Regions from separate parts of the Homo sapiens genome. Here regions 2, 3, 4, 5, 6 and 7 are each linked to region 1. Evidence: chromatin contacts called from ENCODE Hi-C or POLR2A ChIA-PET data. All regions are on one chromosome and are shown on one strand. Each heading gives the region's core, a stretch centred on a gene start or an enhancer-like site at or near the end of the contact. The rest is flanking DNA. Distances are from core to core; before and after follow the strand shown. Region 1 holds the start of TMEM181 (transmembrane protein 181). Region 2 has its middle 22 kb from the start of TULP4. Region 3 has its middle 51 kb from the start of GTF2H5. Region 4 has its middle 41 kb from the start of TULP4. Region 5 holds the start of EZR-AS1 (EZR antisense RNA 1). Region 6 holds the start of LINC02901 (long intergenic non-protein coding RNA 2901). Region 7 has its middle 70 kb from the start of TULP4.

Region 1 (2,915 bases), core at 110-2,609:
CAAGCAGTATTATTTACATAGGCCGCACAAGAATCTTGCCCTCTGGAGTTGTGCAGAGGCAATACTGCTAACCTACCTCCACTTGGCTTTTAAAATCTTTAAAACATCCACATAGGTCTGATATTTGATGCCATTCCAGTTTCCCAAGAGGTGCTAAAGCAACATACCAAAGTCAGAAACTTCTAAGGAAGCAGAAGGAAAAACAGATCTCTCTGTCACAGGCACTTGCGCTGAGGCAACAGGCCTGGGTGTCACTTCTCTGACCACGTCCACAGCCAGAGAAATCAGCAAAGATCCAAAGCAAAACCCTTCTGCCTCAAAAACCGCATATAAGCCAAGAAGCGCGCCCAGGCCCCTCGGAGGCTGCCTTCAGTGCAGGGAGCCGGCCCTGGAAGCCTCCTGCGCCAGGCGCGGCTGCACATATGGGCCACTCCTTCTCCCGGACTTTCTGCAACTCCACGCGGCGCTAACCCTCTGGTTAACTCCGTCTCCTTCTTTTCCAGATGCGCCCAGGGGGACACCTAGGCGACTGCTGGGTCAAAAGCAAGCTTTAGGGATGGCGTCCACGAGACCCCAAACAGGTTTTTCCTCATTAAAAACCCTGGACTTCAAAGAGGTAAAGAAAAAAAAAAAAGCCCAAAGTCAGCAGATCGTAAAACGCATAAAACTCATATAACTCGACACCCCGAGTCCAAAGGGGCTGTTGCGGCAGGCTCCCCGGTGCCCACGTCACCAATCGCCTCTGAGAGCCTCGCACCCGGCGCTGGGCGAGACCGCAGGGCAGCGCGGGGCGCTCTCGATACCGAGGGGACGACGGGGCGGGGCCTTTCCGGCAGGAGAGGCTGCCCGGGAGGCGGCGGGACTCCGTGCGGGCGGCCACCCTACGCCGGGGAAGGGCCGCAGCGCCCCCGGTTCTCTCGGCCCCCCGGTGAGCGCTGTGGCTCGCAGCCCCGTCCCGGAACCCCGACCGCATCCCGGTCTCTAACCGCGGCCGGGCGGGCAGGCAGGAGGGAGCCCCGGCCCCGGTCTACTCTCGCCCCGCGCAAACACCTCCGCCTGACCCGCCCGCGAAGCCCCCTTCAGCGCCCTTTTCCCTGCCCCCAGTTCCACGTGGGCGCCAGGGACCCTGCGGCACGGCGCCGGGAGCCAGGGATCCCCAACTTTCGGCCGGAGTGTCCGGAGAGCCAGCCAGCCCGCCCGCTCGGCCGGGGACTCACGGCTCCATCTCGGCGCCCAGAGCCCTCGGCCCCGGCCCGCGCGTCCCGAGCCCGCCAGGCGCCGCGCAGCAGCCTCGGCAGCGGCAGCCGCAGCCGGAGCCGGAGCGACAGCGGCTGAGCAGCGGCCGGCCGCGGAAAACTCATCAGAGCGCGACGCCGAGATCACGTGCGCGGAAGCGACTCTCACGGCGGAAGAGGGCGCGGCGCGGTGGAAGCGGGGCCGCGGGCGCGCGGCGAGGGGGGTGGCCCTCCTTCGTGGCCCCGTGCCGGGGCGGAGCCCCACGGCCGGGAGCACCCAGGCTAGCCCTGAGCTGGGGCTCAAGACAGAAGGAATGAGTGAATGAATGACTTAGTTTACCTCTTGTCCCTAGGGCAGGTAAACAGCGCATTCATTCACTCCTACTTCCCGAGTGTCGGGGCGTAAGGATGGGCCTCGGGAGTCCACGAATGCCCTGCAGTTGTCTGGAAAACACTATGGGTGTCTGCATTTTTCTAGGGAGAGGAGCTATAGCTGTATATTCATTCCCTAAGGGTCTTGTGACCCCAAAAAAGGTTAAAAGCCAGGACAAACTTCTGCCACCCCGAATGATGACAGGAACCTTCCGGGCTCTTTCTGGTAGCTTCTCCCGCAAGCCGCTTCTAGACTGCAGCTAGACCAGTGGACCAAAAGCACTTTCCTGATTTCGCATCTTGGCTCAGTGTTCCCCATTTCTGTAATCAAGAATGGATGAGAACCAAGGTTTGGCTATTTCTGAGATTCTCTTTGGAGCATTACTCAAAATGTCCCGTGTTCCCGTGTGCTGTGGGTTTAAAGTCGGTCTGCATGAGTTAAATAAAGGACTTCCAAGCTTCCTTTGCAATGTATCCTCATTCATTCACTAAACTGTAAACAGGCTTACTATTGGCAGAAAAGTGTGGACATGAATAAGGAACAGTTCCTGCCCTCAGTGAAATTACAGGCAAAGAAAATTACCAACAGTAAGTTAGGTAGCCTTAGCTCAGGGTGCTACAGTGAGGAAGGGTGCCTAACTCGCCTTGGGGGAGTGGAGAAGGTAGGGGACAGAATGCAGAGTTTGGGCTGAATCTGGAGGGTGAGGTGGATATTAGGAAGAGGGGGGTTAAAAGGGGGAGATACCAAGCAAAGCACACCCTAAGCCAGGACACCAAGGAATAGTTACACAAAATCTCATTAGTGCTCTGAATCCTAAACCGCAACTCTTCAAGGAATAACAAAAGATTATTTCTTAAGTTCTTTTCATACATAAGCAGAGGGAAAGGGTTCTTCATAGCAACAAGACCGGAGAACAGAAACTGGGTACCTGCAGGGACAGACTGTTCACAGGGACGTGGGGCGCGGGAAGGGGTGAGTCGGAGGGAGTTCTATGAGCTAGAGCAGGGGTCCCCAACCCCGGAGCCTGTTAAATTACAGACGTGAGCCACCGCAACCAGCCCAAACATGCGTTTTCATGCAACACCTTCTGTTAAATGTTTAGGCCTGAGGATGCCTCCCTACTTGAGTCCTTACATAAGGAGCTGCAGCCTGGCATAGTTAACATAAAAGAGAAGACACCCTAATTGAGGAGGATGCTTTTGTAACAAACAGCTGAGTCTCAGCCAATCACAGCCAGTGAGCTTCTGTCATTGGCAGGTGGTTAGCTGATTCAAATAAGCTAGAACATAAACCTGTAACCAGTTAAG
Region 2 (2,876 bases), core at 187-2,686, 270 kb after region 1:
AATCTAATTAAAATTCTAAAGGGACAGAACAGAGAAAATGGAAAAGAAATATCTGAAGACATAACAACTGAGAATTTGCCAAAACTGATAAAAAAAAATGCACAGACACAAGAAGCAGCACAATATATGCCACGCAGGAGAAATAAAGAAGAAATCCACACCTGGGCACACTTTAGTAAAAGTGCACAATAAAAACACCAAGAGAAGAGTTCAGAAGTAGCCAAAAGGAAAAGACAGGTGCTTACAAAAGAATGACAATTAGATGACAGAGACATCTCAACAGCGGCACTGGCTGCCAAAATCAATGAAATAGTATCTTCAAAGCACTCAAAGAAAACACAATTATATTCCCAGAAAGATTGTCTTTTAAGAATTAGAGTGAAATAAGAAGACCATTTCAAAAGAATAACAGCTGAAATTTAAGGCCAACTGACCTCGCAATATAACATCTAAACAATATTCTTCAGGTAGAAGGAAAATGTCTCAGAAGGAAGGTCTAAGAAACAACGAAAAAAGAAATTGTTAAATATGTAGGTAAAATTAAACAATGTCTGTTCAAAACAGAACAATAAAGCAGAAACAGCAGACTCATATTAATACACAGTACTTATCAACTTCTAGGTATAGCTCTTAATGCTTTATAGGTACTATATTTCTCATTGAAAAGCCTTAGCCTTATGAGAAAGATCCTTTTGTTGTCCACATTTTATAGGTGAGGAAATTGAGGCACAGGCAGGTTAAATGCTTGCCCGACACTATCCGGTAGGCAGCAGAGCTGGGTGTCACACCAGGCTGCCGGTTTCAGTTTCTAGTTTATGTGCTTAACCACTAGACTGTGTCTATGACAAATGTGGGGGGGAAGGTAGAAAACTAAAAAATAAAAAAAAGACAATTTGATCAAACAAGGATGACCAGAGCCAAAAGTACTCTAAGGCCTTTATATTGTTTTAGAAGGATAGTTAAAATACTCAACCTTATACTTAATTATCTTAGGTAAGCATGGTAAAATTTAAAGGGCAATCACTAAAAAACTAGAAATAAAGTATAAAACTTCTAAATCACTGGAGGGGTAAAAACAGAAGGGAGGTGGGAGCAGGGGAGACCAAAATCAATCCCCTAGAAAGAGAAAAACAATACAAAAGGAAAAATAAATGAAAATGTACAAAGCTTCTGCACAGCAAAGGAAACAATCAACGAAGTAGACATAATCCACAGAATGGGAGAAAACATTTGCAAAATTATTCATCCAACAAAGGATTAACAACTAGAATATATAAGGAACTCAACAGCAAAAGACATTCTGATTTGAAAATGGGCAAAGGATCTGAAAAGACATTTCTCAAAAGGAGACAACAAATGGAGAGCAGGTACATGAAAAAGTGCTCCACATCACTATCATCAGGGAAATGCAAATCAAAACCACAAGCAGATGTCTTCTCACCCCAGTTAAAATGGCTATTACTAAAAGAGTCAGAAAATAACAAATGCTGATGTGGATGCTTGAGCCCAGGAGATCGAGATCAGCCAGGGCAACACAGTGGGACCCCGTTTCTACAAAAAATTTTAAAATTAGCCAGCATGGTGGCATGCGCCTATGGTCCCAGCTACACAAGAGACTGAGGTGGGAGGATGGCTTAAGTCTAGGAGGTGGGGGCTGCAGTGAGCCATTAATCACGCCACTACACTCCAGTGACAGGGTGAGACCCTGTCTCAAAACAAAACAAAACACTTCTTGGCTATAGCAAAGGTGGTATTTTGAAAGAAAATTCATTGCCTTAAATGCTTATGTTAGTCTGGGCATGGTGGATTACATGTGCAATCCCAACACTTTAGGAGGCCAGGGTGGGAGGACTGCTTGAACCTAGGAGTTCAAGACCATCCTGGGCAACACAGTGAGACCCCGTCTCTACAAAAAATTAAAAAATCAGCCAGGCATGGTGGCACATGCCTGTGGTCCCAGCTTCTCAGAAGGCTGAAGTAGGAGGATCACTTGAGCCCAGGAGGTCAAGGCTGAAGTAAGCCATGATTGCACCACCGTACTCCAGCCTGGACCACAAAATGAGACGCTGTCTCAAAAAACAAAACAAAACAAAACAACAACAACAACTTATGTTATAAAAGAAGAAACTGTTATAAAATGTTATAAAACTTATGTTAGAAAAGAAAACATGTTATAAATTAAGGGGCTAAACATTCAACTTAAAGAAGTTAGAAAAGTACAGCATAAACCAAAAGAGAGTAAAGGAAGAAGATAGTAAAAACAGAAATTAAATAAATAAAAAGAAAAAAAAATTAGACAAGCTAAACAAAGCCAAACACTGATTCTTTGCAAAATGTAATCAAAGACACAAAGCTCTGGCAAGATAGATAAAGACAGAGCAGCACAAATAAATACTGACAATGAAAAGAGGGCTACAACTAACTACAGACACCATGAAACTTAAGATAAAATAATACCATGAACAACTTAATGTTATAAAATTAGATAACATATGAAATGAGTAAATTCCTAAGAAACACAATTTAACAAAACTACCTCAAGAAGAAAGACAGTCTAAATTGTTCTATAACCACTAAAGAAAATGAATCTGTAGTTTAAAATCATCCCACAAAGAAATCAGGCCATATAGTTTACAAACGAGTTCTACCAAACATTCAGGAATAGCCTACAGCAGTATTACACAAACTCAATCAGAATATTTAAAAAGTGATAATAGCCACAACTAGTTCTAAGAGGTTATTAGAAAATCTGTTTGTCTACTAATTAGAAATATAATCTATTAGATATAATTCATCATACTAAAAGAGTAAAGAGCAGGGAAAAAGATTATTGCAATACAAGCAAAAAAGTATCCTAAAATTCAACACTCATGGCT
Region 3 (2,857 bases), core at 275-2,774, 340 kb after region 1:
TTAGGTTGGGCTTTCTCGTACATACAAAATCTTCCCAGCTGTTTCAAGTTTGCCCTGAGGACCTCAGTAATTTTTTTTTTTTTTTGGCAATGTCTCCTTCTGTCACTCAGGCTGGAGTGCAATGGCACGATCTCGGCTCACTGCAACCTCCACCTCCCGGGTTCAAGCGATTCTCCTGCCTCAGCCTTCCGAGTAGCTGGGATTACAGGCGCGCACCACCATGCCCGGCTAATTTTTGTATTTTTAATAGAGACGAGGTTTCACCATGTTGACCAGGCTGGTCTCGAAGTCCTGGCCTCATGTGATTTGCCCACCTCGGCTTCCCAAAGTGCTGGGATTACAGGCCTGAGCCATTGCATCCGGTCCTCAATGACTTTTCTATGCACTGTTTGTTACCAGGTCTTTGTGGATGATGACACTATTTTCCAAATGAAGACACTGAAGCCTTAAGACAAAACTTTAAAAAAAAAGATCATAGATTGAAATGTGATAAAGGTGTCATTCATGAAATTAACAGAAATCATCAGCACTGTAAAAAAGCAGATGTCAAAAAGACAAAACCTAGTGAAAATACACTGGCACTCACATGCTCTTAGGAAAGTAAGCCTTCTAATTAGGACTGTGTGCCATTATCACTTCTATTTTGCAAAATTGTCCATTTTTATGTAAATGCTAGCCATTTTCAGTTTTACTCAGTAAAAAACTTAGATTTTGTAACTGCAAACTTCATACTCTGCAACTGATGTTTATTAATAGGACCAATGGATACAAATGTCATGTCATAACTTTATACTGTAATTAAGCATTGCTCCAAAGAGAATCACTTAGCAGACACTGAATAAATAAATTTTGTTATATTAAAAAAAAGCCACGCACTGTAGCTCAGCCTTGTAATCCCAGCAATTTGGGAGGCCTAGGTGGGAAGATAGCCTGAACCAAGGAGTTTATATATATATGTATTATATAACATATATAATACATATGTTATATATGTTATAACTGGGCAACACAGGGAAACGCCCATCTCTAAAAAAATTTTTAAAAATTAGTCAGGCATGGTGGCACAGGCTTGTAGTCCCAGCTACTCAGGAGGCTGAGGTGGGAGGATTGCTTGAACTTGGGAGGTTGAGGCTACAGTAAGCCATGATCATGCCATGGCACACTCCAGCCTGGGTGACAGAGCAAGACCTTGTATCAGAAAAAAAGAAAAATAAGGTAAACAAAACAAAAAAAATTAGATGGAGGAAGATAATCTCTGAAAGACTTAAACATTTAAGTATTATATAAGTATTAGACCACAAAAGTAAGCAATCCCAGCAGTGATTTATCTATGTCGAAATAATCTTACTCACAGCTGCAAAATCATGCAAGTGTTTTGGGTATTGCAGCAGAGACAGCTAATTGTACACCACGAGTCCTCTCATGTGATAGAACTGTAACCAGGAAGTCTCTGCCCAGCAAGAGACTGTATTTCCTAGTACCTCCCTACCTCCAAGTGGAGCCATGTGACTGATACTTGCAATCGGAATGATGTATCTCACTCCTGGCCAAGGCAGTTAAGAAATGGGTGTGTTTCTCCACATGTTCTCTTCCCCTGCCAGCCAGCTAGGTGTAAAGAACTTGAGGCCCTAGAGAATGAAGCCACCAGATGGAAAGGGCTGGGATTCCTGAATCACTTGTGATGGAGGGCTGACTACCAAGAAACATCTACATGGGACTGCTAAAGGAGTATAAAATAATCCCAGTGAAGTGGGAGCAGAAAAAAAAAAGTTAAAAAATAAAGACAAAAAACAGAAGAATAAAAACAATTTTAAAATTCCATTTTGTGAAGTCTCTGAAAACTACGCTAATATTAACATAGATACTAAGCTATTTTGAAGCACTGAAGCTCTACGTAGGCATCAGGAACATTTTGGGCCTTAGGAGAAAAAAGAGCAAGTTTCATGTTTACTGTTTTTTCCCTATTCCCATGCCGAGCCCAGCAGCAGGTAGTGAGTATGTGATGAATAATTGAATGGATGGTAAATAAACAAATTAACAGATGAATGGATGAGTGAATGGATGGATAAATTAGGAATTCACATAAAAATTGTCTTATTTCATTTTCTGTTGCTCTAAATGGAATATCACAGATGGGGTAATTTATTAAAAAGATGTTTATTTGGCTCATGGGTTCTGGAGGCTGGGAAGTCCAAGAGCATGGCACCAGCATCTGGTGAGGCTCATCCCATGGCCAAAGCCAGAGATGCAAGGCATCACATGGCAAGCAAGCACATGAAACAGAGTGGGGAATTGGGGTCGAACTTATCCTTGTATTAGGAGCCCACTCCCTCTAAAACTAAGCCACTCCCATAATAATAGCCTTAGTCCATTCAGAGGGCTGAGCCCTCATGGCCTAATTACCTCTTAAAGGCTCCACCTGTCGGCCAGGCACAGTGGCTCACGCCTGTAATCCCAGCACTTTGGGAGGCCGAGGCAGGTGGATCATAAGGTCAGGAGATCGAGACCATCCTGGCTAACACGGTGAAACCCCAACTCTACTAAAAATACAAAAAAATTAGCCGGACATGGTAGCAGGCACCTGTAGTCCCAGCTACTTGGGAGGCTGAGGCAAGAGAATGGCATGAACCTGGGAGGCAGAGCTTGCAGTGAGCTGAGATAGCACCACTGCACTCCAGCCTGGGAGACAGAGCAAGATTCTGTCTCAAAAAAAAAAAAAAAAAAAAAGCTCCACCTGTCAATGTGGTCACAATGGCAATGAAATTTCCTTTTTTTTTTTAAACAGTGTCTTGCTGTGTCACCCAGGCTGGAGTGCAGTGGTGCAATCTCGGCTCACTGCAACCTCCACCTCCCAGAT
Region 4 (3,281 bases), core at 401-2,900, 290 kb after region 1:
AATCAAAGTCCATAAGCTCTTTTTCAATATTTAAAACACATATTGATCGTTTCCTTAGCCTTCTAGCTAAGATAAAGTATGTATTGAGAACTACACATCTACTATAGTAAAGTTACACAAACCTAACTGTCACATTTGTTTTTGACTGAAACACTCTAGAAACTTGGAAAGCAGTAGTGATTAAGAAGGGGAACTCAGGAGGCTGACAGCCTCACTTCAAATCTTGGGTCTGTCAATGACTACTTCCTGCATTAGAGCTATGCTACTTAACTACTCAAGGTCTCAGTTTCCCCAACTGTAAAATGGAGGTATGACAAAACCTATCTCAGGCAGCTGTGGAGGGATTTCAGTGAGTTAATTGTAAGCTCTCTAAAGGAACTTCCTGATAGTTTCCTCCTCCCTTGTGATTCTTTCTGTCTCCTCTGCTTGTTCCTCTGCCTTGGCTGGCCTGGGATGCTGAGGTTCCACAGCACTCACTGCCAGATCCTCTTCTTCAGCTCCAGCCTCTCCCTCATTCAGCTCACATTAAGCATAAAAAACAAATACGAGCTATTAATACCATTATCTTGTACTGAACAACAATTCTTGGCTAGTAATAAGATCATAGCCATTGGGGCAGGAAGGGAGGAAGAAAGAAAATATAAAAAGAATCTGATGATAAAAACATTGGTGACCACTGGTAATTCCCAACTGAAAAATTCCACCTCTTTATGCTTGAAATGCACCTGTTGCCACATCACATGGTCCTTGGCACCTTGAATTAAAACCTAGTGGATAAGGCTTTCTCCTCTACCTGTCACCTCCCCGAGGACAGTAGCCACATCTGACTTGGTGACAGTGTATGCTCAGCAACTGTGGAACCAATCCCTGGGTACTTAACCAGCCCCTTCCCCCTAAATTCACTCATACATTTCTAATTTAGAAATTAAACGTTCTAAATATTTTTCCGCAAATACTTTTAAACCCTCCACTGCACATGTGTCCCAGTGAGTCCTTTCAATGACTTACCCCATCCTTTGTCTCACCTGAAGCAAATTCTACAGATTTTCAAACGTAGCATTTCAATGTTTCCCCCAAAACAGATTTATTCTCAGTGCTTTCCAACTTTAAACTAAAACTTCTCAGAACATTTTATTTTTCTTTAGGAGGACAGTTACACCTGAATCAAAGCTACCGTTTCAAAATTTTTAATGTGGGGCCAGGCGTGGTGGCTCATGCCTGTAATCCCAGCACTTTGGGAATCCAAGGCAGGAGGATGGCTTGAACTCAGGAGTTTGAGACTAGCCTGGGGAACAGAGTGAGACCCCATCTCTACAAAAAATTTAAAAATTTGCCAAATGTGGTGACCCGCCTGTAGCCCCAGCTACTCAGAGGCTGAGGTGGGAGGATCGCCTGAGCCCAGGAGTTTGAGGCTGCAGCAAGTTATGATGGCACACTGCACTCCAGCCTGGGTGGCAGAGCAAGAACCTATCTCAAAAAAAAAAAAAAAATTCTAAAATGGATTAAAGAAACCCTATCTGAGCTACAAGAGACAAAGCCTGTGAGAGTTAGATGTCTCCTTGCCCTTCCTCCTCATCAACAAGTCATGACACAACTTGAGGAAGCTGGACCTATTTTGGTTAGGCACCCACTTAACTTGGCCTTTAAATGCTTTCTTCATTACCACATGAGAAGCAACAATTGAAAATGAAACAAAACTCAACAGAGCAGTGACTAACATAAAACTGCTTATATTAAATAAACTCAGTACAGCATCTTTTTTTTTTTTTTTTTTTTGAGACAGAGTCTCACTTTGTCACCCAGGCTGGAGTACAGTGGCGCGATCTCGGCTAACTGCAACCTCCACCTCCTGGGTTCAAGCCATTCTCCTGCCTCAGCCTCCCATGTATCTGGGATTATAGGCACCTGCCACCATGCCTGGGTAATTTTTGTATTTTTAATAGAGACAGGGTTTCACCATGTTGGCCAGGCTGGTCTTGACCTCCTGACCTCAGGTGATCAACCTGCCTCAGCCTCCCAAAGTGCTGGGATTACAGGCATGGGCCACTGTGCCCGGCCCTACAGCATCTATTCACACTAAGCTGCTTTATAAACTCTGAGGCAAAAATGAAGGCAGCCTTGAAAGTTGCCACATTTAAGCACAAGGAAGCCTGGAGTAAATCACCTCTAATTCAGGAGCAATTTCATCTGTGAAGGAAAAACTTCAGGAAGAAATTTTGAAAGCTTGAGAAAAGCTTAAAAGGAGGCAAGCATCACATCAACAGATGATGTGTGTTAATTTTAGCTGCAATAGTCTAAAGTGCAGTGTCAAACCAGGAAAGCAGCCAAGCAACACTCAGGCCAGAGACGCTAACTGAGTGCCCATCACCGGCCCCGGTACCAGAGACACTTAGTGAGTGCCCACCACAGGCCGAACAGGCCGGGTGCTGACAATGCAAAACTCATCGAAGTCCAGTCCCTAGCCCCGAGAAGCACCCTACACAGTGAGAGAAGATGGGCAAAATAAACCAACTTCAATACTACAAGGTAAATCCTGTAATCAAGAGCCAAAAAAGTGCTGTGGAGCAGAGTTGAGAGAATCTTGCTGGAATGACCGGTCCCTGGCAGGATAAAGCCAAGGTAGGGTCTTCAGATGATGATGCAAGAGCAAAACAAAGAAAGAGAGCTCCAAGTTGGACCAAGTAAGGACAATTTACTGACAAAAATATCTCAATAATGAAGACTTTATAATAATCCAAGAGAAAATTAAGCCAGAGTTCTTAAGATAAATAGAAGGCTATTAAAGATATATAGAAGATCTAATTATACTGCCTGGATAGGAAAGGGTCTTACTGCTACAGAGTAGAATTAACGTATATTTAATAGATATGAATGCTGTACATTTGACACTTACTATTTAACTTTAAAACAATTAGCCTTTTCAAAAACTCAGTGTTTTTGTTTTTTCCTAGATCTAGAAGCAATAAAATGGGCTTAAGGAACACGGAATAAAGGGAGCAACCCTGTGAAGACCACAAAGGCAGAACAGTGACAGCAGCTCAGCAGCAAGACTGCCGGGCACCGGGCCTGGCTCTCCCACCACCTGACTGGGTAACTTTTCAAACACCTTCATTTCCCAAGAAGTAGGAATGTTGGGAAGACTAAATAAACATATGTCAAGTACTTAATTACCTGCCCACATAGTAAAGTGCTAAATAAATGTTGGACATTGCTTTTGCAATTTCATTTATATTCTACCCATTAAGCAATGTTTAAAATCTGGAATAAAATAGATTATTAAA
Region 5 (3,144 bases), core at 400-2,899, 260 kb before region 1:
TCCCCCAAGCCGTCCGCCCCTCCAGATTTATTTACGTTTTCCTGACTTCCCCCTGCCCGCTGTGGGACAAACAGCCTCCCCACTTGCATCTGCGAGGGGAGTAGCGCGCACTTCCGCCAAGTTCCGCCCCCACCCAGCCCGAGGCCCGGCTGCCGCCATCTTGCGGGGGGCGCACCTCACAGGTCGGGAGCTGGGCGGGAAGGGGCGTGGTCCCGGGACCCGCCCCGCCGGGGCTTTTGGGAGCGCGGGCAGCGAGCGCACTCGGCGGACGCAAGGGCGGCGGGGAGCACACGGAGCACTGCAGGCGCCGGGTGAGGCGTGCGGCGGCCGGGGTCGGGACGGGGGTTCTGGGCGGGGGGTTCCTGGTGGAGGGCCCGGGCGGGCGGCGGGGTTCGGCGGCAGGTGCGGCGGGCAGCCTAGGGGGCGCGGCGCGGGGTTCTCGCCCGGCACCCCCGGGGCAGGTGGAGCTGAGCCGGCCCGCGGCCCCGCGACCTTCCCCTCGGCGCCGGGTCCCCTCAGGTCTCTCCCGAAGGAAACGCGGAGCCTGGGTGCCTGGGCGCCGTCCCTCGGCGGCTCCCGAGCGGTTGCAGTTTTTGAAAGAGTTTCTCAAAGGCTTGACGGTTGTGACTGCAGCCGCGGGGCAACGGTTGCTACACAAAGTGAAACTTGCCGAGTGCTCGGCTTCTCACGGGCTTCCTGGCAGCCCCGGGAAGTTCCTCGGCGGACCCCGAGCCCGCGCCCCCTCTCCACGGATCCCTCCCCAGCGAGTGCCCCCCCGCCCGCCCTGTGCCCCCTCTCCCCTGACCCCTCCCTGTCGGGTGCCCCGCGGGCTCGCGCTGGCTGTCCCGGGACTCCTTCCTCCTAGGTGTTCCTCCTGCCCCTCGCCCTCTCTCTCCCAGGCGCGCGCTCCCTCTCCCCGGGCCTTTCCCCGCCGGGTATCCCTGGGCCCGCGCCCCCTCTTCTCCGCCTCTCTCCGCTGGGTGCACCTCGAGTGTCCCCCAGACCCCTCCCCGCCCGGCCGGCGCTCTCTCCCCTGACCCTCCTGGCCGAGTGTTCCCCGGGGCCCGCGCCCCCTCCCCCCGATCCTCCCCACTGAGTGTTCCCCCTGCCCTCTCTCTCCCGGGCCTGCGCCCCCCACCAGCCCCTTCATGCTGGGGGTCCCCTGGGTGCGCACCCCCTCTCCTCGGACCCACCCCCAACTGGGGGGCACCTCCAGTGCCCGCCGGCTGCCCCTTGGGCGCGCGCCCCCGCTCTCGGGCGCCTCCTCGCCGGGGGCCCGGCCCGGCCCCGCCCCGCCCGTGCCCCCTCCCCATGCCCGCAGTGCTGGGCGGGGCGCTGACTCACCCGGGCCCGGGCTGGCCGGTTCTTAAGCGGCAGCGCGCTGCGGGCGCCGAGTGTCGGGCGCGGCAGGAGGACGAGGCAGGGCGGGCGGGCGCTCTAAGGGTTCTGCTCTGACTCCAGGTTGGGACAGCGTCTTCGCTGCTGCTGGATAGTCGTGTTTTCGGGGATCGAGGATACTCACCAGAAACCGAAAATGCCGAAACCAGTAAGTTGCCCAGTTTCTGGGCCGGGCGGACGGGAGAGGCTTCATTGGAGAGGGGAGGCACCTGCTCGAGGTGTTGGGGCAGTTCCTGGGGAACAGGGTTCTTCTCACACGCAGAAGACGATAGGAATAGGAGGAGGTTTTCGCCGCTCTTTGTTACTTGTTGACCCTTTTGTGGAGCGTTAGGAAAACACCATTTTGATGCTTTTCTCTGCAGTCTTTTTCTTTGTGAGCCCCCTCCCCAGTAGTTACGGTCTTTTCTAAAAACTAGAGGCCTTTTTACACTGCTTCCGTCTGTTTTTAAAGGGTATAGTAATACAACTTAGAAGTTTCTTAAAAAGTCCAAATCACAGGGAGACTCAGATGGCTTCCGACCACACACACCAGTTCTCAGAGCTCCTAAGGGTCCGAAACCACAGGCGCCCCAGATCCAACTGGGGAGATATTAAAGGGCGTTTGGGAGAGGAGACTGGCTTTCGGAAGTTGCCTTTCAGCTTCGCTTCCTACTAGGCCCATGAAGCGGTGCCCTGTACACCAGCAAACTTGCTGGCTGCAGCAGAATTTCTGTCTCTAACAGAAGGTTAGCCATGGACTTGAATTGTAGATGCAGGCAGCCGGTGGAGTTTGATAAGAGGTTCCTGGCAGGCCGGGCCGAGCACTCCTGGTCAGCTGATGAAAGGGCTGTGCCTGCGCCTCTGTCTCCTTGAATCTGATTGTGTTGAGATTGCTGGCGAGACCTGGGGGTTGTAGGCACAAGGCAGGTTCTCTGGGACTGACGCTTCTTAGAAAGTTGTATGTATTCTACCTGCTTTTAACACTGGGGAACTGGTGACTAGACATTAGGGGGAAGGTTTAACATTTTTTGAGTTTTGAATCACAATGGACAAAATATCAGGATTCATTACAAATTGGGATTACAGATACATCTGGAATTTTTTTTTGGTTTTTCAAACAAGTTGGTTCTGTAATCAATGCTTGTGTGCCTTTTGTGGGGGATGGGGGAGCGGAGTCTCTCTCTGTGGCCCAGGCTGGAGTGCAGTGGCATGATCTCGGCTCACTGCAACCTCTGCCTCTCAGGTTCAAGCGAATCTCCTGCCTCAGCCTCCCGAGTAGTTGGGATTACAGGCATGTGCCACCATGCCCAGCTGGTTTTTGTATTTTTATAGAGAGGGGGTTTCACCATGTTGGCCAGGCTGGTCTAAAACTCCTGACCTCAGGTGATCTGCCTACCTCGACCTCCCAAAATGCTAGGATTACAGGCGTGAGCCACCACACCCGGCCTTGTGTGCTTCTTCTGTTACATTTTATGTTCTCTAAGATCTTTGTTAGAGGTATTAATTTTGCTGTTAGGATAAAGAATTAATATGCCAGTAGATTCAGAAGCCAATATAATTTTTGCCTAAGTTACATCAAGATGATTCATTTGTGATGCAGAGTATTTTCTATACAAAATTTTTCTTTTTAATTCAAACTTAAAAGTGACACGTGACATCGAGGCTTGACAGTGCATGTGGTATGAAACTGACCTAAGTACAACCCCTTACTCAGGCAGAGCTGAGTGCAACGGTATGCGGAGGAGTGGTCAAGAAGATTACCCTTCT
Region 6 (3,156 bases), core at 484-2,983, 310 kb before region 1:
ACACATAAAATACACTAAAATTAACAATAGCTGATGGGCTAAAAAAAAAAAAAAAAAATCACATGGCGGGGCGCGGTGGCTGATGCCTGTAATCCCAGCACTTTGGGAGGCCGAGGTGGTCAGATCACCTGAGGTCGGGAGTTTGAGACCGGCCTGCCCAATATGGTGAAACCCCATCTCTACTAAAAATACAAAAATTAGCCAGGTGTGGTGGCACCAGCCTGTAATCTCAGCTACTCGGGAGGTTGAGGCATGAGAATCGCTTGAACCTGGGAAGCGGTGGTTACAGTAAGCCGAGATCACACCACTGCACTCCAGCCTGGGCAACAGAGACTCTGTCTCAAAAAAATAAATAAATAAATAAAGTCACAAAAAATCTCGCAATGTTTTAAGAAAGTTTACAAATTTGTGTTGGGCCACATTCAAAACCGTGGCCTGTGCGGGTTGGACAAGTTTGGAATAAAGCATAATGCTTGATTGCAATTACATGAAGTTTAAGAGTAGACACAACTCATACTTGGTAATTTAAGTCCAAATGAATAGTGGTTACCTCTGGGGAAGTACTACTGACCGGAAGGAGCAGTTGGAAACCTGGGGTGATGGAAATGTTCTAGATCTTGACCTAGGGGCTAATGACATGTGTATACATATGTAAAACTTCACCCAGCTGTCCTCTTAATTTCTGTGCGATTTATTGTGTGTAAATTATATCAGTTAGGAAAAAATAAGAAAAATGAAGGAATGATGGAGAAAAAAAGAAATGAAGAGAAACGTAACGAAGGAAGAAAGAAGGGAGGAAGGGAGGGAGGGAGAGAGGAAGGGGGGATTAAACCCAAGCACGGAGGGGGAGAGATGCTCCTCAAAAATATGCTATCAGTCATGTAGTGTTATTTATTTATTTATTGAGATGGAGTCTCGCTCTGTTGCCCAGGCTGGAGTGAGTGGCACGATCTCGGCTTACTGCAACCTCCACCTCCCAGGTTCAAGAGATCCTCCTGCCTCAGCCTCCCGAGTAGCTGCCATTACAAGCACACGCCATGGTGACCGGCTATTATCTGCATCTTAAAGATGGGGAAAGTTTGAGGTTTCCTGATGTGTTCAGCGTCACAGACTGGGTGAGTGACTCAAGCTGAGGCTAAAACCCAGGTGTGTAGGGCACCAAAGCCTTTGTGATTCCACCTCCTACAGCTCAGGTCACTTCCTCGGAGAAAGGTGACTCCTAGAAATGCCTCCCACCTGGAACTGATCTCCTCCTGGGAAGAACGTCTGTCTTATCGCCGTCGACCTTAGGCATGGACACCCTTCTGTCCCCCACCCACAACTGTGAGCCTGCTCAGGAGGCACAGCCGCGTTCATTCATTTTAGGCCTCCTCAAGGGCTCAGCGCCTGCTAAGCAGATGCGCGTTCCTGTAGGACAAGGGGTGGCCACTGGAGACGCGGGTGCGACGCAGGCGATCACGCCCTCGGACGACGCTGCGGACTGCGCTTCCTTCCGAAGAGGGAACCGTTGAGAAGAGTGAAGCGATGAGTTATGCCTCACTGGAAACCAACCGCGTCCGTGTGACTCACTTAGAAACTCACTGTTACATATTTGGAGCCTGAGCTGACGACCTTCCGGGTACACGTCAGGCAGAAGCAGGTGCGCGGTGGGAGTGTCCGCCCCGCCCCGCCGGTCGCGCCGGCCCCGCCCCCCTCACCTGCGCGCGCAACCCCACCCCAGCGCGAGGCTCTGCACCGGCCGCGCCCGCCATCCAGCTTTTATATGGCGCTATTTTGGTCGCGCGCCCTGATTGGCCGGGAGCGGGCGACGACACGCTCGCGCGCCTCAGGGAGGGGCCAAGATCTGGGGGAGGGGAGCTTCTGGCAGCCGCGCGGATCCGGGGGCGGCGGGGCGGGACTGCTGCGGTCTCTGGGGGTGCTTTGGGGCTTCTGTGCCTAGTCTGCAATCTGTTAGTGGGGTTATATTTTAATAAAAGAGCTTGTGTGTCCGAAGGGGATTTGCCAAGAACCAAACTCACCCTTCTGGGAGGGAGTTGCCAGATGGCGGGAACAGGCGGCGTAAACCTTACCAGACGTGAGCCCAGGCTGCTCAAGTGTCATTCGCGTCTTGAAGCTCTTGCCCGCCTCCCTTTGCAAGCGCGTCTAATGCCAACTCTACCTTGCCCTTTGCTAAACCAGCCCTCTAATGTGTTATCGTGCCTCACGTCAGACAATGGCTGGGCCTGTCTCTCTTTCCCCTTGGTTCTGTCCTCTGCCCTTCTCTTAAGCCAGAAGAACAAAACACTCCTTAGAATCGCTGGAGGATCTCATTTCCACCACATTCCCGTGTCCGGAGCCGAAGAGCCACGTCTGACCCTCACTGGTCTGGCTGTCCACCAATCAGGCAGCATTGCTTCTCTGAGTCTCAAGGTTATTAAATTTCTTCTGGTGGCAGACTGGTTTTGTACTTTGGTGAAAGTGACCAAATAGGTACGAAGTGTGATTCATCAAAAATTCTTACACTTAAAAAGATAAGCCAAAAGGATCATTCGAAGCCACCACTCCATATTAGATGGGAACTTAGCTTGAAAGGGGTTCTCTTAAGGATTTCTATTTACTTCTTTGAATTACAAATATCATCTCTGGTTGGAAAGCCTATAAACGCCTCTGAGATTTCCTGAGTTCACAACTTTGAAGATCATTTGCAGCTGGATGCAGAAAAAACAAACCTAGTAATTGTTGAATGTGGACATCAATAAGAATTAAGTACTTTTGGCCCAAAGGCAGTGGTTCACACCTGTAATCCTAGCACTTTGGGAGGTCGAGGCAGGAGGATAACCTGAGGTCAGGAGTTCCAGACCACCCTGGCCAACATGGTGAAACCCCATCTCTACTAAAAATACAAAAATTGGGTGGGCGTGTTGGCGCATGCCTGTAATCCCAGCTACTCAGGGCTGAGGCACCGAATTGCTTGAACCCAGGAGGCAGAGGCTGCAGTGAGCAGAGATCATGTCACTGCACTCCAGCCTGGGCGGCAGAGCAAGACTTGTCTCCAAAAAGAACTTTCAATGTGCCAGGCATTTTAAATGCTTAACAGGCATTTCATTTAATCCTCACAAAATCCCCATGACTTAGATACTATTATTATACCCATTTTACAGAAAGGGTCTAGAAAGC
Region 7 (3,292 bases), core at 479-2,978, 320 kb after region 1:
ACGGGGGTAGGGGGACTCAAACACTCAGTCCACAACAAATGGTATCTACTTTAGCTCTGAATTCTATTTATTTAATGACTAGTAAAACTGAACATTTTGTTTATTGCACATTTAGGTTTTTTTTCTTTTAAAAATGGTCTGCTCTGATTTCATGTCTGAAACAGAAAGTATACAGGACGAACCTGAAACATCTCATCATATCGTAAAGCAAGGAAGCTATGAGATTACTAGAGACGTGTCAGAAGGACTCAGGTGCCAGCCTAAATAAGCCTACACTGCCCAAAGAGGGAGCAATTTGAGCATCGAAAGGACAGTAACTGCAATGGACTGAAACACACCACGTATGCTAAAATAGGCGTTCATAATGTTATGCGAAAAAATTTAAAACCCTCAACCATCACCACTGGAGGATGCTAGGGGACCAAATCATAACTTTGAAAACTGGTAAATCAAGGGAAATAATCAGACACTTTTCAAACCCTTCCTATACACTCTATACCTCAAGGTAACCAAATAATTGACAAAGGAGAATTTCTACACACACACACACACACACACACACACACACACACACACCTATTTCAGCTAATAACTAAATGACAGGATGTAACCATATTGTAATCCCTCCTGAACTCATAGACCAAGTTAACATTCAAGAATGGTTGCTAGTATCACAAAAAGAAAGAAAGAAGACTTCCTGATGAAAATAATCCTGCCCTCACAAAAAAATAAAATTGGATTCTTTTGATTTAGCCTCTACAATGAACTACCAATGTACAGGAAACACAAGAAATAAAATAACATATTTTACATTACAAGGATGCAAAGAATAAAATTCAGTTTCTTCAATAAAGAGTTGCAAAGAAAAAAAAAGATAGAGAACCTATAGGTTAAAAGAGACTTTAAACCATCCAACTGCAATGTATGGACCTTATTTGCATCTTAATTCAAACAATCATATATATATATATGATATGATATAAACACACACACACACACGTACACGCCCATACACACACATACATACACACAAATATATACTGCAGTCAAGGAGTATTGATTGGATATCTGATGATACTAAGAAAAAATTTTTAAGGTAAGATAATAGTATTGTAATTATTTTAAGGGGTCTTTTTCTTTTGGAGACATGTACTAAAATATTTACAGACAAAATTATATGACAGCTTGATTTGCTTTAAAATAATCCAAGTGGAGGGACGTGAGAGGTATTGCTCAAACAAAACTGGTAACGTTTTAAAATTGCCAAAGCTGGGCAAGATACAGTGCTTTATTACACCAGTCTCCACTGTTAGCAATGTTTTAAAATTTCCATGATAGGCCGGGTGCGGTGGCTCACGTCTGCAATCCCAGCACTTTGGGAGGCCGAGGCGGGCGGATCACGAAGTCAGGAGTTCGAGACCAGCCTAGCCAACATAGTGAAACCCTGTCTCTACTAAAAACAACAAAAAAATTAGCCGGGTGTTGTGGTGGGCACCTGTAATCCCAGCTACTTGGGAAGCTGGGGCAAGGAGAATCACTTGAACCCGGGAGGCGAAGGTTGCAGTGAGCCAAGATTGCGCCACTGCACTCCAGCCTGGGCGACAGTGAGCAGCAGGGTGGAGTTTCAGTGCCTGTGCTGTGTGGAGTGAAGTGAACCGGTACGGCCAGAACAGCAACTTCCTGTGTGCTCTCAAGCCTGTCAATAAGATACTGCAGATCCACAAAGATGATGTAACTGGCCTGCATTGTAAAGTGATATGCCTTATCCAGAAAGGAAGTTTCAGAGAAGCCTTGAATGTCATCAATACTTGCACCAAACTGTTAGCCAATAACTCTCTCTCCTTTGAAAAGGCATATTGCGAGTACAGGCTCAACAGAATTGAGAATGTCTTGAAGACAGTAGAAAGTACCAACCGGCAGACAGACAAACTGAAGGAGCTTTATGGATAAGTGTTACACCGTTTGGAACACTATGATGAATGCTTAGTGGCATAAAGAGATCTCGTCCGAAACTCCCACGATGCTTATGATGAGGAGAGGAAAACAAACCCTTCAGCAGTTGTTGCAGCTCAAAGCAATTGGGAAAAAGTGGCTCCAGAGAGCCTGGGCTTCCAAGAAGGCACACATGAGCTGTGCTAAACACTGCATGTGCACTGATAGACCACGGCCAGCTGAACCAGGCCATGAACATCCTACAAAAAGCTGAAGGTCTTTGCCACCATTCATTATCAGAAGACACTGATGAGACTGAGGAAGACCCACAGGCAGGACTGGCCATCACTTATGGTCAGATGGCCTATATTCTGCAGCTTCAGGGTCAAACAGAGGAGGCTCTGCAACTTTACAATCAAATACTACTACTAAAACCAACGGATGTAGGGTTACTAGATGTAATTGCAAATAACATCATTACCATTAACAAGGACCAAAATGTCTTTGACTCCAAGAAGAAAGTGAAATTAACCAATGCGGAAAGAGTAGAGTTTAAGCTTTCCAAGAAACAACTACAAGCTATAGAATTTAACAAAGCTGGCCTGGCGCGGTGGCTCATGCCTGTAATCCCAGCACTTTGGGAGGCGGAGGCAGGCAGATCACAAGGTCAGGAGTTCGAGACCAGCCTGGCCAATACGGTAAAACCCCGTCTCTACTAAAAATACAAAAATTAGCTGGGCGTGATGGTGCGTGCCTGTAGTCCCGGCTACTCGGGAGGCTGAGGCAGAAGAATCGCTTGAACCAGAGACGCAGAGGTTGCGGTGAGCCAAGGTCACGCCACTGCACTCCAGCCTGGGTGACAGAGCGAGACACCATCTCAAAAAAAAAACAATTTCACGCCTGACTGGTTTTGGTGGAGACGGGGTTTCGCTGTATTGGCCGGGCGGTCTCCAGCCCCTAACCGCGAGTGATCCGCCAGCCTTGGCCTCCCGAGGTGCCGGGATTGCAGACGGAGTCTCGTTCACTCAGTGCTCAATGGTGCCCAGGCTGGAGTGCAGTGGCGTGATCTCAGCTCACTACAACCTACACCTCCCAGCCGCCTGCCTTGGCCTCCCAAAGTGCCGAGATTGCAGCCTCTGCCCGGCCGCCACCCCGTCTGGGAAGTGAGGAGTGTCTGCCTGGCCGCCCATCATCTGGGATGTGAGGAGCCCCTCTGCCTGGCTGCCCAGTCTGGAAAGTGAGGAGCGTCTCCGCCCGGCCGCCATCCCATCTAGGAAGTGAGGAGCGCCTCTTCCCAGCCGCCATCACATCTAGGAAGTGAGGAGCGTCTCTGCCCGGCCGCCCATCGTCTGAGATGTGG

Evidence for each region. A loop is a pair of places that touch in the nucleus more often than their neighbours do. ChIA-PET counts read pairs that join two places held with the same protein, here RNA polymerase II (POLR2A). Pooled maps may share reads with other maps.
Region 2: a loop to region 1 is called in a map of naive thymus-derived CD4-positive, alpha-beta T cell, with 7 times the contacts of the local background. The contact joins the enhancer-like site here to the promoter of TMEM181 in region 1. A Hi-C loop is called at or near these places in 1 of 168 maps with a recorded cell type or tissue (naive thymus-derived CD4-positive, alpha-beta T cell), 1 of 37 single-sample maps with no recorded cell type and 9 of 50 pooled maps. POLR2A ChIA-PET finds 5 or more read pairs at or near these places in 1 of 52 experiments (activated CD4-positive, alpha-beta T cell).
Region 3: a loop to region 1 is called in a map of mammary epithelial cell, with 9 times the contacts of the local background. The contact joins the enhancer-like site here to the promoter of TMEM181 in region 1. A Hi-C loop is called at or near these places in 20 of 168 maps with a recorded cell type or tissue (CD14-positive monocyte, CD4-positive, alpha-beta T cell, CD4-positive, alpha-beta memory T cell and 14 more), 17 of 37 single-sample maps with no recorded cell type and 32 of 50 pooled maps. POLR2A ChIA-PET finds 5 or more read pairs at or near these places in 8 of 52 experiments (CD4-positive, alpha-beta T cell, CD4-positive, alpha-beta memory T cell, HepG2 and 4 more).
Region 4: a pooled map shows a loop between it and region 1 (4-fold over the local background). The contact joins the enhancer-like site here to the promoter of TMEM181 in region 1. A Hi-C loop is called at or near these places in 6 of 50 pooled maps. POLR2A ChIA-PET finds 5 or more read pairs at or near these places in 3 of 52 experiments (HEK293, activated B cell and activated CD4-positive, alpha-beta T cell).
Region 5: a loop to region 1 is called in a map of ascending aorta, with 2.4 times the contacts of the local background. The contact joins the promoter of EZR-AS1 here to the promoter of TMEM181 in region 1. A Hi-C loop is called at or near these places in 1 of 168 maps with a recorded cell type or tissue (ascending aorta) and 13 of 50 pooled maps. POLR2A ChIA-PET finds 5 or more read pairs at or near these places in 2 of 52 experiments (A549 and T-cell).
Region 6: a loop to region 1 is called in a pooled map, with 9 times the contacts of the local background. The contact joins the promoter of LINC02901 here to the promoter of TMEM181 in region 1. A Hi-C loop is called at or near these places in 2 of 37 single-sample maps with no recorded cell type and 8 of 50 pooled maps. POLR2A ChIA-PET finds 5 or more read pairs at or near these places in 2 of 52 experiments (CD4-positive, alpha-beta memory T cell and WTC11).
Region 7: a pooled map shows a loop between it and region 1 (2.7-fold over the local background). The contact joins the enhancer-like site here to the promoter of TMEM181 in region 1. A Hi-C loop is called at or near these places in 15 of 168 maps with a recorded cell type or tissue (CD14-positive monocyte, CD4-positive, alpha-beta T cell, CD4-positive, alpha-beta memory T cell and 10 more), 12 of 37 single-sample maps with no recorded cell type and 28 of 50 pooled maps. POLR2A ChIA-PET finds 5 or more read pairs at or near these places in 6 of 52 experiments (CD4-positive, alpha-beta T cell, H1, K562 and 3 more).

What each region holds. Positions count from the first base shown.
Region 1 is chr6:158,558,535-158,561,449 of GRCh38, reverse strand. It overlaps TMEM181 (transmembrane protein 181), which reads right to left and starts at 1,359. Exons shown (of 17, transcript NM_001376852.1): 1 at 1,218-1,359. The coding sequence starts at 1,225. RefSeq lists an enhancer at 1-329 and a silencer at 749-1,668.
Region 2 is chr6:158,288,796-158,291,671 of GRCh38, reverse strand. It overlaps a transcript of TULP4 not described here. Among named protein-coding and RNA genes, the nearest start is that of TULP4, 22 kb to the left of the region's middle. RefSeq lists a silencer at 708-757. Within about 2 kb of position 1,436, at least 7 of the 41 ENCODE cell types and tissues checked have a DNase peak (open chromatin) inside an H3K27ac peak, as active enhancers do.
Region 3 is chr6:158,218,023-158,220,879 of GRCh38, reverse strand. No RefSeq gene overlaps it. Among named protein-coding and RNA genes, the nearest start is that of GTF2H5, 51 kb to the right of the region's middle. Within about 2 kb of position 1,524, at least 3 of the 41 ENCODE cell types and tissues checked have a DNase peak (open chromatin) inside an H3K27ac peak, as active enhancers do; they include CD14-positive monocyte, PC-9 and mammary epithelial cell, where a contact is called at or near this core.
Region 4 is chr6:158,269,645-158,272,925 of GRCh38, reverse strand. It overlaps a transcript of TULP4 not described here. Among named protein-coding and RNA genes, the nearest start is that of TULP4, 41 kb to the left of the region's middle. Within about 2 kb of position 1,650, at least 4 of the 41 ENCODE cell types and tissues checked have a DNase peak (open chromatin) inside an H3K27ac peak, as active enhancers do.
Region 5 is chr6:158,816,484-158,819,627 of GRCh38, reverse strand. It overlaps EZR-AS1 (EZR antisense RNA 1), which reads right to left and starts at 1,649. Exons shown (of 3, transcript NR_102425.1): 1 at 1,523-1,649. It overlaps EZR (ezrin), which reads left to right and starts at 260. Exons shown (of 14, transcript NM_001111077.2): 1 at 260-311; 2 at 1,462-1,546. The coding sequence starts at 1,535. RefSeq lists silencers at 1-26, 87-1,076, 1,217-1,416 and enhancers at 1,627-1,676, 2,159-2,328.
Region 6 is chr6:158,868,391-158,871,546 of GRCh38, reverse strand. LINC02901 (long intergenic non-protein coding RNA 2901) reads right to left here and starts at 1,733. Exons shown (of 3, transcript NR_160980.1): 1 at 1,570-1,733. RefSeq lists enhancers at 740-1,413, 1,344-1,513, 1,414-2,086, 2,087-2,759 and a silencer at 1,594-1,913.
Region 7 is chr6:158,241,132-158,244,423 of GRCh38, reverse strand. It overlaps a transcript of TULP4 not described here and the pseudogene SRP72P2. Among named protein-coding and RNA genes, the nearest start is that of TULP4, 70 kb to the left of the region's middle. RefSeq lists enhancers at 1,452-1,501, 1,902-1,971, 2,082-2,191. Within about 2 kb of position 1,728, at least 17 of the 41 ENCODE cell types and tissues checked have a DNase peak (open chromatin) inside an H3K27ac peak, as active enhancers do; they include PC-9 and gastrocnemius medialis, where a contact is called at or near this core.